2 separate regions of the Homo sapiens genome follow, and region 1 is linked to region 2. A link is a contact called in ENCODE Hi-C data. All regions are on one chromosome and are shown on one strand. The core of a region is the stretch at or near the end of the contact, and the rest is flanking DNA. Distances in the headings are between cores, read along the strand shown. Region 1 has its middle 24 kb from the start of LINC02872. Region 2 overlaps LINC02893 (long intergenic non-protein coding RNA 2893).

Region 1 (7,268 bases), core at 4,202-6,701, 89 kb before region 2:
TATCCTTGTTGGAGGCCTGGATGTCTTGATGTCTAGGTTTTCATAGTTCATCTCTCCATTCATGCTCCAGGTTCTTCCCACCAGCCCATGCTGCACATGTGTCAAACACAAATTAAATGTAGTGCAAATAAAACACAGCCACCCCTTCCCCACTCTCTGTGTCAGTGCATCACTGCTCTCATGCTCTGCTAAAGCAAATAAAATAAATCTTTCAAAAGAACTCTTTCCACATCTGAAACATTTTTCAAGAGTGTCAGAACAATGGTCAGAGATATTAATTTGCAAATAAAATTTATTATGTTTTTCCTGTGTAGAGGTGTTTTCTTACTTTTGAGAGCCAAGGAGACAGATTACATCTATCATCAGTGAAACATAATAGATATACAGTGACTCAGAGTCCTCCGCGGGCCATCAAAGTGTCATACACAAATTTTCTTGAAAAATTTCTAGTGCTTACATCTTTGATTCATTTAGCCAATGTGTACATATTAAGCCTTGACTTTCCTTGGTGTTTCCATCTTTCTTTGACAGATAGGCACCACTTGATTTTCTCCTTTTGGACTAATATATGACCCAAACCACCATCTCAGTGTGTTTGTAAAAATATTTTAAAATAGTTATCAACGCCATCTTTCATGAGCACATTTGTCTTCAGTTTCTCAATGTTTTTATTTTGCAATTGGTATTGTGGCCCAAAGAAGATGGTCAAAAGATGGATGATGACTAAGTCAATCTGATACAGGGGTTCTATTATTATAAAATGCTCTCATTAGTTAATTTATTCAGGAAACACATGTTTCTTGGTCATCTCCTATATTTCAAAGCTATTGGAAAACAGCAGTGAAACAAACAAAGCCATTGAGCCATTGTTATCATGGAGCTCACTTTCTTGTGGAGGCAACAGATGACAAACCAATAAATATCCCATGTCAGGTGGTGGTGAATGTGAAGGAAAAAGAAAACAGGATAAGTAGACAGAAAAAGAAGGAAGTATCTGTATACTTTAAATAAATTAGAGAGGATTGTCTTTGATAGTGACATTTATTTATTTAAAATGGACAAAAACTGTATATATTTATGGTGTACAACATGATGACTGGATATATGTGTATACCCAATGTGGAATGGCTAAATTAAGCTAATTAATGTGTCCGTCACCTCACATGTTTATCACTTTTTGGTGGTGTGATGCTGACATTTCAGCAAAGCCCTGAATGAAGCCAGATGGACAATATCTGGAAGAAACAAATAAATAATGATGTCCTGAGATGATAGCCTGAGTGGCTGGAGCAGAGTGAATGTGGGGGAAGAGTTGCAGGATATGAGATAGAGGCAGGGGCCAAATCAGGGAGGGTTTTATAAGCTACAGTGAAAACTTTGAATTTTATTCTGAGAGGGATGGAAGCCCCTGGCAGATTTTGGGCAGAGAAATTATAGGTCCAATTTAGAGCTTAAAAGTACTTTGGTTTCTGCATTAAAACAAAAGAAAAATAAAGTGTGTGTGTGTGCACGCGCACACACACACACACACACACACACTGAAGAAAAGCAGAGGGATAGAATCAGGGAGACCTTAGAAGACTGCTGCAGTAATGTTGGCAAGGAATGATGAAAGCAGAAAAAGAAGGGGATTGAGAAGTGACTAGATTCTGAATATATTCCAAAGACAGAGCCATGAGTAACTAACACTATATTGGAAGCAGGATCTGGGAAGAAAAGGCGTCAAGGAAGGGAGGCTTCAAGGATTTGGGCTTGAACAACAGGAAAGATGGAGTTATTTAAGTGGAGTTATTTACTGAAATGGGAAAGATGGGGGTAAAGCAAATTTGGATTGGGTAATAAGAGTTCATCTTTGGACATGCTAAGTTTAAGGTATTTATTTTCTATCCAAGAAAGCAGGTAGATAAATAAGTCTCAAATTCGGGAGAACGACCCAGGCTGCTGATAGACATTTGTGAGCCATTTAGCAAGCAAATGGCGTTTACTAGAGATTATATGGAGAGTCTGTATAGACAGAGGAGGGTGGAGACTAAAGGACTGGCCTCTGGAACACAACAACATTTGGAGGTTGAGGGAGGAACAAAAATCCAAGCTGGGCATGGTGGTGCATACTTGTAGTCCCAGCTACTCAGGAGGCTGATATGGGAGAATTGTTTGACCCCAGGAGGCTGAGGCTGCAGTGAGCTATAATCACACCACTGCACTGCAGCCTGGGAGAGACAGAAAGATTCTGTCTCTAAAATAAAAAAAGAAGAATCAAATAAAAGTTATAAGAAGGTAATCATATGAAAAGAAAACTAGGAGTAAATGGTGCTTTAGAAGCCAAGAGCAAAAAAATGTACTTCAAGGAGAAATGATCAACTGGCATAAATTCTGCAGCTAAACCAAGAAAGAAGTAAGAAATAAACAGGAAGGCTGCGGTAGACAATCGGTTGAACCTGGGAGGCGGAGGTTGCAGTGAGCCCAGATTGAGCCACTGCACTCCAGCCCTGGTGACACTGTGAGACTCCATCTCAAAAATAAATAAATAAATAAATAAATACATAAATAATAAATAAATAAATAAACATTGGATTGGATTGACAGGAGGTTTAGTGGAGTGATAGAGGTAAAAAGCTCTTGGAATGTGTTCAAGAGAGGATCAGAAGAGATAATGTAGAAATAATAAATTTAGAAAATTATTTGGGTAAGTTTTTCTACAAAGAGTAGAGAAATGGGGCAAGTAGTGGGAGGGGGAGATGCTGTCAAGGGACAAGAGGACATGAGGGATGAGAAGCTATGAAAAGATGGAGGGAGCAGTGGTTAGAGGTCCTAGGAGATCAAAGAGTTGGAGTTTGGTTACTGAGGTGTGATCAGAAAAGACAGGAGATGATGGTCAGAAAGTGGAAAGCTTGGCCGGGTGCACTGGCTCATGCCTGTAATCCCAGCACTTTGGGAAGCCGAGGCAGTGGATCACCTGATGTCAGGAGTTCGAGACCAGCCTGACCAACATGGTGAAACCCCGTCTCTACTAAAAATACATAAAATTAGGTGGCATGGTGGTGGGCGCCTGTAATTTCAGCTACTTGGGAGGCTGAGGCAGGAGAATAGCTTGAACCCGGGAGGCGGAGGTTGCAGTGAGCTGAGATTGCGCCATTGCACTCCAGCCTGGGTGACAAGGGCAAAACTCCATCTAAAAAAAAAAAAAAAAAAAAAGTAGAAAGCTTGGCTTGAAATCAGGATCATGGAAGAGACACAATTAATGGTAATGAGAAGGTCTAGAGGAGGGTTGGATTGGATAGGTGAGAGTGGAAGCAAGCTCATGGGAGGTAAGGAAGAAGAGGGAGAATTAAGAAACTAAATTATTGAAAAATTTTTTTCTGTGGATATTGAAATCTTGAAGAATCATAACAGGAGTAGTAGTGGGGAGAATGGCAGTGAAATAAAGAATAAACTCAACTCTTCAAGAAATAAGGAGGAGTGACTAGGCGGTCTGTGGATGACTGTCCCAAGGAGAAGCAACTTGTGGCGCAGTCTCGTGGCCTGAACTTCAGAGAAGCTGAGGTGGGGCGGGAAAGGAAGGGTGTGACGACAGGAGGATAAATGGCCTAGATCAAGGACACGTACCTCACCTCCGGCCTCAGTGGCATGCAAGGGGGAAACTTAAAAAACAAATAGGAAGGTAAATAGCCATCCCCTTGAGGAGGCTGGAAGGGAAGCAGTGTATACAGGGCAAAGCCAGTTACCAATTAAATACAGTTGATTCTCAATAAATTTAAAAAAAAACATTAATTAATTATTTGCTTTCAACCTCTTCAATATAAAAGCAAAATAAAATCTAGCTATGTCCAAAATATTCATTTTTTGGTTCAACATTGTTGCACAAAACTTTCTAAAAAGTAATTAGTAACCCATTTTCGAGACAGGAAAAGCAAATGGCTTACAAGTTTTTAGAAACCAATCTTTGTGCTGGTGGAATACAGACGAAACTTAAAATGTTCTAGTAGTGACCTCTAAGACCCCAAATGCTCATTGACTGGCATAGGCATTTGGGGGAAATTCTGAGGTGACAGAAATGTTCTAAATCTTCATCAAGCTAGTGGCTATATAAGTGTGTATTCAGAGGTAAAATTCACTTAGCTGTATACTTAATATTTCTGTACTTTAAAAAATATATGCAAATCCTACTTCAATAAAACAAAATGAAAACAATGTGAAATTGATGAATGCTATGGGGGTTTCTCTATGAGGAATGTTCACTTTGTCGCATTATGGGAGACAGACAGAGGGAAATATGGGTGACCTTCTGAACTCATGCATGAAGATAAAAATGCTTGATCACAGCAGCTCTTCTTTGTGCTGGCCTTGGCATTTAAGACCTGGTTGTATTTTTTCCTTCTCTCCCGATTTCAGGTAAAACTAACAGTCTTCCAAGTCACTGAGTAAACCCTTATATTTTATTTCAGAATGGTTTGTCTTGGCTAAATGAAGTTATATTCATGTCTGTGTGTGCATCTGCATGTGTGTGTGCGCACGTGAGTGCACATACATCTATGTTTGCTCATGGAGCATGAAGAGCCAGCCAGTTATTTTATGTTATTGTCATTTTACTGGTCTTAAAATAAATGAGTTTATTTGGATTTCTAGAAATGAAACTGCCTACTTGATATAGCTGTTTGGGACATGAGCTTTCTACAAATGTTTGCCTTGTCTATGGAAACTGCAAGGAAGAAGATAGCATAAACAAAGTTTTAAAAGAATAAAATGCTACTAAAAGCTAGATTTTTATGTGAATGTCCATCTATTTTTAGAAGCCCTTAAAGTTCTTCATTATCCTTATCTGCAAGATTTTCTTGATTTAAAAAAAAGTCTGCTTTTTTTATTTTCTTTCAACCTCTTCAATATAAAAGCAAAATAAAATCTAGCTATGTCCAAAATATTCATTTTTTGGTTCAACATTGTTGCACAAAACTTTCTAAAATTTTTCATTCTTGAAGATCATCTTCAGTTTTCTCATCTGTAGAGTCAGATGCAGTCAGAGCTGGAAAAGCAGAGTGCGAAATGATCTGGGGCGACTTGGGGATTCTCCTTACATCCTGTTCTGTGCCTAGGGAATGTAGGTTTGGGGAGGGAGTCAATTCCTCCACCAAATATGAGCCTGAAGTATGCTTTAATTAGAACACTACAATGATGTATTTCAGATCTGGGTTAATCTTTCCTTTCTGGATAAAAAATGGTGTGCTATTATTTTCTTCATTTGCTTTTGAGAATATTGTGTTGGTTAAATACAGAGAAATGTGTTTGGGGAAATACCGGGCGTGCCTCTTGCTCCTTGTTCTGTCTTGACTTCCTCTGAACCTCACCAGATGCCTCTGTGGCCCATTTATGAATCAACATAAATTCTACTTCTCTCTTGATGATTCATGATAGTCTTACAGCAAAGTTTGATTTTCCTGAAGTCTTGATTAAAGGGGGGAACAGGATGACTAATTATCTCCTTCACGTGGTAACTGTGCAGGGAAATGAAGCCTCCACCATAGCCCACATCCGTGAATCTGTTTTTAGTCCATGTAACTATGATTTACACACAGAACTGATTCTTAAAGAGGCTGAATGCCTGTTTTCCATATACTCTACTCCTCAAAAATAGAAAAGTGAATGAGAGAGAGAAAAAAGAAAAACCAGAATGTTATCACACTAAAGGCCTTTTTTTCTTCATTCAACTCTGCTTCATTTTGACACACCTCACTAGTCTTGACTCAGTATCCACTTGTTGAGTTCACTTATTGAAAATAAAAATACCTTCACAAAAATGTTTCAGTGCCATAAAGTGAAAGGGCCCTTACTTCCCCCCAGAAATTTCCAGAAAAAGTGCCTCGAGAGCTATAAACATCCATACCCTTCTCTGGGTCTGGGGCTGGTGGATCCTGGACAGTAAATCACTGCCAAGGCCCAAGAAAGAGAGTGGCCCGTGGGCAGAGATATTCAGAATGCTGACATTTTAAGGGCTTTTGTAGGGGAAAATGATTTGCAAGTGTTTGGCAAACAAAAGCTCTGTGTAGCTGCATGTCACTTTCGAAGTCAACTTTAGGCTCCTGCAACTTTCGTGTTTATGAGAACGGAAGACCATGATTTAGCCTGATGCAGATGAAAAACTCCTTGTTGCTCTGTGTACAAAGGTTGAGGCTAAGGACCCAGAAGTGGGGTATATAGCCATGAAAACCAGCTGGAGCCTCAGAGAAATGGGGCAAAATCCAGAGGAAAGCAAGCAGAACTTCTTACAGAGGAAATTTACTTGGTCTCACTATTTTGATTGCCTTTGGGCTACTCTCCATAGACATGGACAAGGGCTTTGCAGGTGAAGTGGGGTCAGTTGATGGAGCTCTCAGGCATGTGCACCCCTAGTTGTGTAAAGGGGGTAGAAGTTGATAAGCAGGCTGGGAGAAAAGGTGGTTTTTTTAAATAAGTTCGGACTAAAATGAAAACAATCCATCAATTATTCAACACGAGATGATAGAAATACACTGAGTAAAAAGAGGGCTCAGGTTTCCATTCCTGTGGGAATCCCGGGCTGAAAATGAAGAATCTACTAGCAAACACAAACCAAGAAATCCCAGGCAAGTAAGATAATCAGATAATTTTTAGAAATTATTTATTTATCTATTTATTTTTTGAGATGAAGCCTCGCTCTGTTGCCCCGGCAGGAGTGCAGTGGCACTATCATAGCTCACTGCAGCCTCAACCTTCTGGCCTCAAGTGATCCTCCTAACCCAGCCTCCTGCATAGGTGGGACCATAGTCACGCACCACCATGCCTGGCTACAATCATCTAGATAATTTTTAACAACCGATTTTGATAGTGTCAATGAAAGTTACTTAGAAAACCAATTATTTCCTTGTAGAGAGGAGGAGACTGGGCCAGTCACTTAAGCTTTCCCAACATGCAGCCAGAGATAATCACCCAGGCCCCCTTGATGCCTGGTCGAGGGCTCTCTGTCCACTCCAGTAGACAAGGCCCATCAATGAACAAACAATTTCTGACACTCAGAAACCAGCATTCCTAATAAGAAGATGCATGCCCCTGTCCACTTTCCTTTCACCATGATTTTCAGCCTGACTTTGCAGTCTCTTTTCTCCTTCAAATATTTCTTTAGAATTGGGAGGTTATGGAGGGTTAGAGAAGGCGAGGGAATAATTCAGAGAATTTTAAGGGAAGGTCTAGAACATCCCATTTCCTGGCCTCTTTTATAGATAGTAATTAAAAAAAAAACAATGCTTCTGGAAGGAATG
Region 2 (6,578 bases), core at 1,155-3,654:
GTATCTTATTCCTGAAAGTTAAACCTTAGCGATGTGTTTATTGTTGGAGAAACATATACTACATTGAAGGAAAATTGATCTCTAGATTTTTGTTGCCATAGTTAAAAAAAAAATTCTTAACAGTTATAAAAGAAGGTTAAAGACAGGGTTTTTGTCCCCTACCTCACAAAGATGACATGCATGTAAGGTTCACTGTAGGAGGGCAGCGCAGGGCAGAATGAGCTTCCTAAACATGTGGGGAGAAACCAAGGCTCCCACTCAGGACTGGGCACCTGGGCCTGTGAGCACGAAAGGAGCATCGGATCAGGCTCATTGTACATTTCTGGCTTGGAGCTGGCTGACCCTTTCCTTCTTGAGGTTTTGTCAAGGGGTTTCCAGTTTTCCTAATTAACTATTAATGAGGTGGGTGTAATTTATTGACTAGGGCGAGGTAAACTAGCTGTGCCTGGAGTTGAGTTATGTTTCCTGAGGGAAAAGAAAACTTATGAAATAAATCATTCTCTCTTTAATTAGCAGCTTTGGCTAGCTCACTTGAAATGACTGCGCAAAATGTGAAAAGAAGCCAGAAGTTTAGTCAGAAATCTAAACGTGGGTCTCATTTGCTGCTTACTGAGAGATTTATGCAGTTCAGGGTGAATGTGTCGGGGGACCTGGGTGAGTTGCATGAAGCACCGTAATGAAATGTTCTCCTTCTGCTATGACTCTGGACAAAGCCTGAAGTAGGTTCCTTCCTTCTTTATTCCAGTGCATGCTCCAAATGGAAAAAGCCAGAGGACCCCAGATAGAGGAGGGGAACTAATTAATGTGTTTTCCAACCTTTTAGCTTTATCTTCCTGTCAACTTATCTGCACCATTAGGTCTATGTATCATTTTTACTTTCTTAACACAGAGTGCCTATTCTCTGACTTTAATACTACAAGCTATTGGATATAACTGCACCCAAGGTGGAAGCAAACCTTTATGTATTGATCAGTACAGGAAAAAATATATTTGTTGTTTCAGTTCTGGTCAGCATTCATTGGGTGCCTACTAGAACGTGTCAGATACTGTACTAGGGGGATGTAAAAATGACTCTACCCGGTAGGGGATCATAGATGCTGGGGGGAGAAGAATCTTTGAGAGTTCATGAGAAAAAACAAAACAAAACTGATTATGAAGTTTTAACTTTCTCAACAGACTAAGAGTAACCGAGATAATTTTCTTCATCTCACAATATTGATCATGCTTAAAAGCTCAAAAGAACATTGACCCCTTGCCTTCCCCCAGTTACTATCTCCAGCCTAAAAACTGCATGAGGAAAATGTATTCATTCTTCTTCCTGGTATTTCTCAGTAGAGCCTATTAGATTTTTTCAAGGTAGAGCCCACTCACACCTTGAGAGTGAGTTTCAATTTGAACCTGCCCTTTCTGGGGTTAGAATCCACCTTCTATGGCCAAACACGGTTTTCTGCCTTGAAGAAGAATGACCTGACAAGCTTTGTGGACACCCAGTGGCTCACTGAAACGTTTTGACGAATGAATCAAAAACATATGGATTACGTTTTCTTGAACATACTGGTGATTTTCACAGAAAATGAATTTGGCCCCAAGCATTTTGTTCTCCTGAACTTTCCGTCTGGACTCCAAACATTAGCAGGAGGCTGGGCAGAGATGTAGTTGGCCCAGTGTTTTCGGGCTGATATGTGGATTTTATTAAAACCTGCAGCTTCTTTCCTGACTCCTTGTTTGAACGTTTTTGTGAGGGGTCCGCTGCAGATGAGCACACTTTTAGCTTCTCAAAGTCATCCCTTTCCCCAAATGGCGACCTTTTTACTCCTTGGAAACAGAGGAAAGAAGAATTCCCATGCTTTCCTAGGAAAGGCTCATTCCCCTATCTCAGACCTCTAGGAACAAAATTACCCCCACACGCTACCATTTTAAAAAGAACAAAACAAAAGGGTTCTGGGAGCCTTTTTCCTGCCACAGAGCTATTATGAAAATCTAGCTCATGTTTCTATTTCGATCCCATTCACCTTTGTCAGCTAATACTTCATATTCATTAAATCCAAACCTTGACACTCCAGGTTCTTTTCCGTGCCTTGGTGTGGAAGAAAGAACCAGCTTTTCCCAGAGGCCGACATCTTTCCTCGTCCCCTTGACTAAAGCCACTCTGCCCACCTGCTGCCGAGAAAGCAGAGGCCAGTTCAAACCTGGGCATGGCCCTTGCGGAACAGGGGCTGAGAGCTCATTTGAAGAAGAACAGACCACTAATAAATCTCATGGTCATTACCCTTTATGCATACTTGTTCTAATAGGTGTCGCAGATTCCTGCCTCCTAATAAGGAAAGGAAGTAGAAAAACACATAAATTCTCTCAAGGGAGTCAGACAGCCTGAAGCCACACTCGACAGCTGCAAACGTTACCATGAGCACAAAAGCAAAACAGGGCTTAAAAAAGTGATACATTGCCAGGGATTTTGGCAAGATTTCCTTGAATCCAGACTATGTTTTGCATTGTTTCAGTTGAAAAGAAGAACAGCACTCCTGCCTGCCACATGTGATGGAATTTGGAGATTAAATAAACAACGGTGTTAATTGATCTAAAAGGGCTTGATTGAAAGCATCCTAACATTTCCCTTTACCTTGTTTTGTTTGTTTGCCTGCTTGCATGATTATTTTTTTCTTTCTTTCTTTCTTTCCTTCTTTCTTTCTTTCTTTCTTTCTTTCTTTCTTTCTTTCTTTCTTTCTTTTCTTTCTTTTTTCTTTTTCTTTCTTTCTTTCTTTCTTTCTTTCTTTCTTTCTTTCTTTCTTTCTTTTCTTTTCTTTCTTTCCTTCCTTCCTTTCTTTCTTTCTCTTCCTTCCTTCCTTCTCTCTTTTTCTTTCCTTTAAAAAACCTTAGCAGTTCAAGTTAGAGGTGTTTTTTTCTTTTCTTTTTTTTTTTTTTTTTGCCTCCAATGCCACCACATCATTCAGTCTAACTATTGAGCATTGCAGGTTTACTCAGGGGACAATTCTTGCCCTCCCCACCCCCTCTTCCCTTCTTCTTTTCTGGATTTACTTTCTCTGGGATGGTCTGGAGATTTGCTAGAGATGTACTGCCTACATATGTGGTGACTGCAAAAGGGGAAATTCATGTGCCTGTTGAAAAGGCCATTAGTCTACCCCATGAGAATTTAAGGGCTTATGAAGAAAATCCATCAGAATATTTAAGGCCAGAGTTCAAAGGGGACCCAAACATCCAGAGCAGCAGATATAAATTGCTGCACATTCTGATTTTGTCCAAATTTGTTAACTAAGACTGAGTCTTTCCTATGAGCTAGAATTAATTTTCCACAAAGAATACATTCTAGACTTTATTTCACAATTATTTCATTTCATTTAGTCTTGTTCACACTGATTTTAGGAAGTTACTTTTGAGAAGAATGCATGATTCTGAGCTTGGGTTTTTGTTGTTGTTTATTTTTAAAGTAATTTGTTTCATCTAATTTTGCACAAATGGAAGCTGAAATATTGCATTGCTAGAGGGTCTCTTATTCACATAAGAAGCAGAACTCCACAGAATTCCATGTCTTCATTAAATAATCAGAAAGGGCTTTCATCCATTACTTGGCATATTTTAATGCTTGTACTGAAAGGCAGCATCAAATAAATGCTCTATTTCCTCCCCGATTGGGACCTATTTCCATTTTTCTAACCAGAAACTTAGTCTAGGAAGACATGAAGTCAGGCCTCAGCTCCATTTTCTAGCATCCAGCCGGTATTTTTCTTTCTCTATTTTGTATCATAGGATAATCAAGGTATTTTACAGAGTTTCACATTTCTCAAAGGCCACATAGGCAGACATGGTAAACAAAATAGCTAAAAATCCTAGGTCCAGTGGTTTTCAAAATGTTTCAAGAAACTCAAAGATTCCATAATCATGCTTCAGATGTTGAAAACTTCAATTTCAAATTAATAGCTTATGGAAAACTATGGCAATCTCTATTAAAATTAAAAATACATACAATGTTTGACCTAGCACCTATACTTTGGTGGAATCCTTCCATTAGAAATAAAATGCCTCAGTACATTAGGATGGATGGATCTATCTATCTATCTATCTATCTATCTATCTATCTATCTATCATCTATCTATATTTATCTATCACCCATCTTCCTATCCATCCATCTGTCCATCTATCCACACACACACAGGATTATTAGAACATTGTTTACTTTATTAAGGAGCTGGAAACAATCTGAATAGCTAGTAATAGGGTAAAGACTGAAAACATGGTGTCCCATCCTTGCAGGATATTTCTGATGTATCATTAAGTGAGACCCTCCATAAATAAATGATACAGGTATTTAAAGATGCCGGTCCTCATCCACAATCACAGATGAAACATTCTTTTCTCTCTCAAACATCTTTATTGTCCTTATTTTTGCTGACATTTAGCTTTCATGCCTTCAGCATAAAGGAGTTTTAGGTAAGATTTAATTAAAAAAAAAAAAGCCCTACCAGATAATGAGCCCTTCAGAGAAAGAGAGGAACACAGCTGGAAGGGGCCATGGGCATCTCACCTCCATTGGTAATGTTTCATTCTTAAGGTGATGGTTACTACAAGAGTAGTCATTATGTCAGTCTTTATATTCTTTTGCATGTCTGAAACATTTCTCTTTTTTGAGACAGGGTCTCACTCTGTCACCCAGGCTGGAGTGCACTGATGCCATCTTGGTTCACTGCAGCCTTAACCTCCTGGGCTGAAGACATCCTTCCACTTCAGTCTCCCAAGTAGCTGGGATTACAGGCACCCGCCACCACACCCGGATAATTTTTTGTACTTTTTTTGTAGAGACGGGGTTTCACCATGTTGCCTAGGCTGGTCTCAAACTCTTGGGCTAAAGGGATCCACCTGTCTTTGCCTCCCAAAGTACTGGGATTATAAATGTGAGCCGCCGTGCCTGGCCTCATAATTTTTAAAAAGATAGTTGAGCTTTAAAATGTGCAGAAGTTCCTAGGCTGGAACTTCATAATCATAATCATCATGGGAAATTCATAATCATGGGAAACATAATCATGGGAAGTTCATAATCATCATGGGAAACAGAGGGTAAGAGGAGCTATCACAATAAATCCAAGGATATCACACCTATCTTCAACATCTAGGCTTCCCTACCGTCCTCCATACAAGACATCCCAGAGAAGCAAAATCATTTAACTTTTAGACATATTACAGTATGCTGATAATTACAGCATAAGAGATAACATTGACATTAATTAGCTAAGAGAGATTTAGCTATGATTATGGTCAAACATAGGTCACATTTCTATTTGCTGTGTTGGAAACATCATAACTGCTTATCAAGATAGACACATAGAGCATCATCTCATAGAAAAGTCGGCTGACATCTGATCATGTCCTAGTGCCCAGGGGCAGGCTGAGTAGAAGTACTGTCTCCCAACTATACCATAGTGACACAGAGAAAGCATTGAACCCACGATTCTGGAATCAGATACATGGATTACAGAAGTAAATGATGGTAGAACTATCAGGTATAATCTCTGCCTTTTGCAGGAATTTTTTTTTTTTTTTTTTTTTTTTGAGACGGAGTCTCGCTCTGTCGCCCAGGCTGGAGTGCAGTGGCGCAATCTCAGCTCACTGCAAGCTCCGCCCCCAGGTTCACGCCATTCTCCTGCCTCAGCCTCCCAAGTAGCTGGGACTACAGGCGCCCGACACCACGCCCGGCTAATTTTTTGTATTTTTAGTAGAGACGGGCTTTCACCATGTTAGCCAGGATGGTCTCGATCTCCTGACCTCGTGATCCACCCACCTCGGCCTCCCAAAGTGCTGGGATTACAGGCGAGAGCCTCCGCGCCCGGCTGCAGGAATTTTTAAGGGAGCAGATCCATGAGTTTGAATGGCCTGTGGTAATTGCAGTTGGCTGGAGACACAGTTTTTCCTCCAGACCTGGCTTTCTGACTCCCATTGCAGTTCCTTTTCACTATATTACACTTCACACCGTCAATCACAGGGCCTCGCCCAGCTCACTTGAATCAAATAATCATCCTAAGATATCAGTTTGCTTAATTATATTTAATTTCCCAAACTTCCTTCTGGGATAGGAAGCAAAATTCAACTGGGTATGGTTTTTCTCTTGTAAATATTTAGAGGAACTGTACTGAGTGTTAGAATAAGTGTCTATTTCTAGTCAGAGAAAGTTGCCTTTCAGTGGTGATGAACCAAGGCCATTTGCCATCCAGAACAAGCCATGTAGCTCTGGAACGAGCTGTTAACATCTAGATTGTGCTGCTCCACTTTTTAAAGAACTCAGAGTATAACTCTACAAGTTTCTTTATGATCATGGTATCTCCCCCTGCCAGGTAAGTATAAAAAGTTAATTCAATTAGAGTTTATGGCAGTCATCAAATAAGGTCAGTGTTGCTAACTAGATCTGTTTATTATTTTAGTCGTCATTTATATATGATGATTTAATTTTAATTAACCTGGATGCATTGTATTGTAAAATGTTCTGGTTCTGTATAGCAGGGTGGGAAGGGAATTATATTGCTGACTTGCATTAAAGTCAGCACTAAGAGGCAGGTTTCTAGTAGAAAGA

What was found. A loop is a pair of places that touch in the nucleus more often than their neighbours do. Pooled maps may share reads with other maps.
Region 1: a map of transverse colon shows a loop between it and region 2 (6-fold over the local background). The contact joins two enhancer-like sites. A Hi-C loop is called at or near these places in 6 of 168 maps with a recorded cell type or tissue (ascending aorta, esophagus muscularis mucosa, posterior vena cava and 3 more) and 7 of 50 pooled maps.

The regions. Positions count from the first base shown.
Region 1 is chr9:87,121,299-87,128,566 of GRCh38, reverse strand. No RefSeq gene overlaps it. Among named protein-coding and RNA genes, the nearest start is that of LINC02872, 24 kb to the left of the region's middle. Within about 2 kb of position 5,451, at least 2 of the 41 ENCODE cell types and tissues checked have a DNase peak (open chromatin) inside an H3K27ac peak, as active enhancers do.
Region 2 is chr9:87,030,062-87,036,639 of GRCh38, reverse strand. The region is part of intron 1 of LINC02893 (long intergenic non-protein coding RNA 2893); the gene reads left to right. Among named protein-coding and RNA genes, the nearest start is that of LINC02893, 8.8 kb to the left of the region's middle. RefSeq lists an enhancer at 1-3,205. Within about 2 kb of position 2,404, at least 6 of the 41 ENCODE cell types and tissues checked have a DNase peak (open chromatin) inside an H3K27ac peak, as active enhancers do.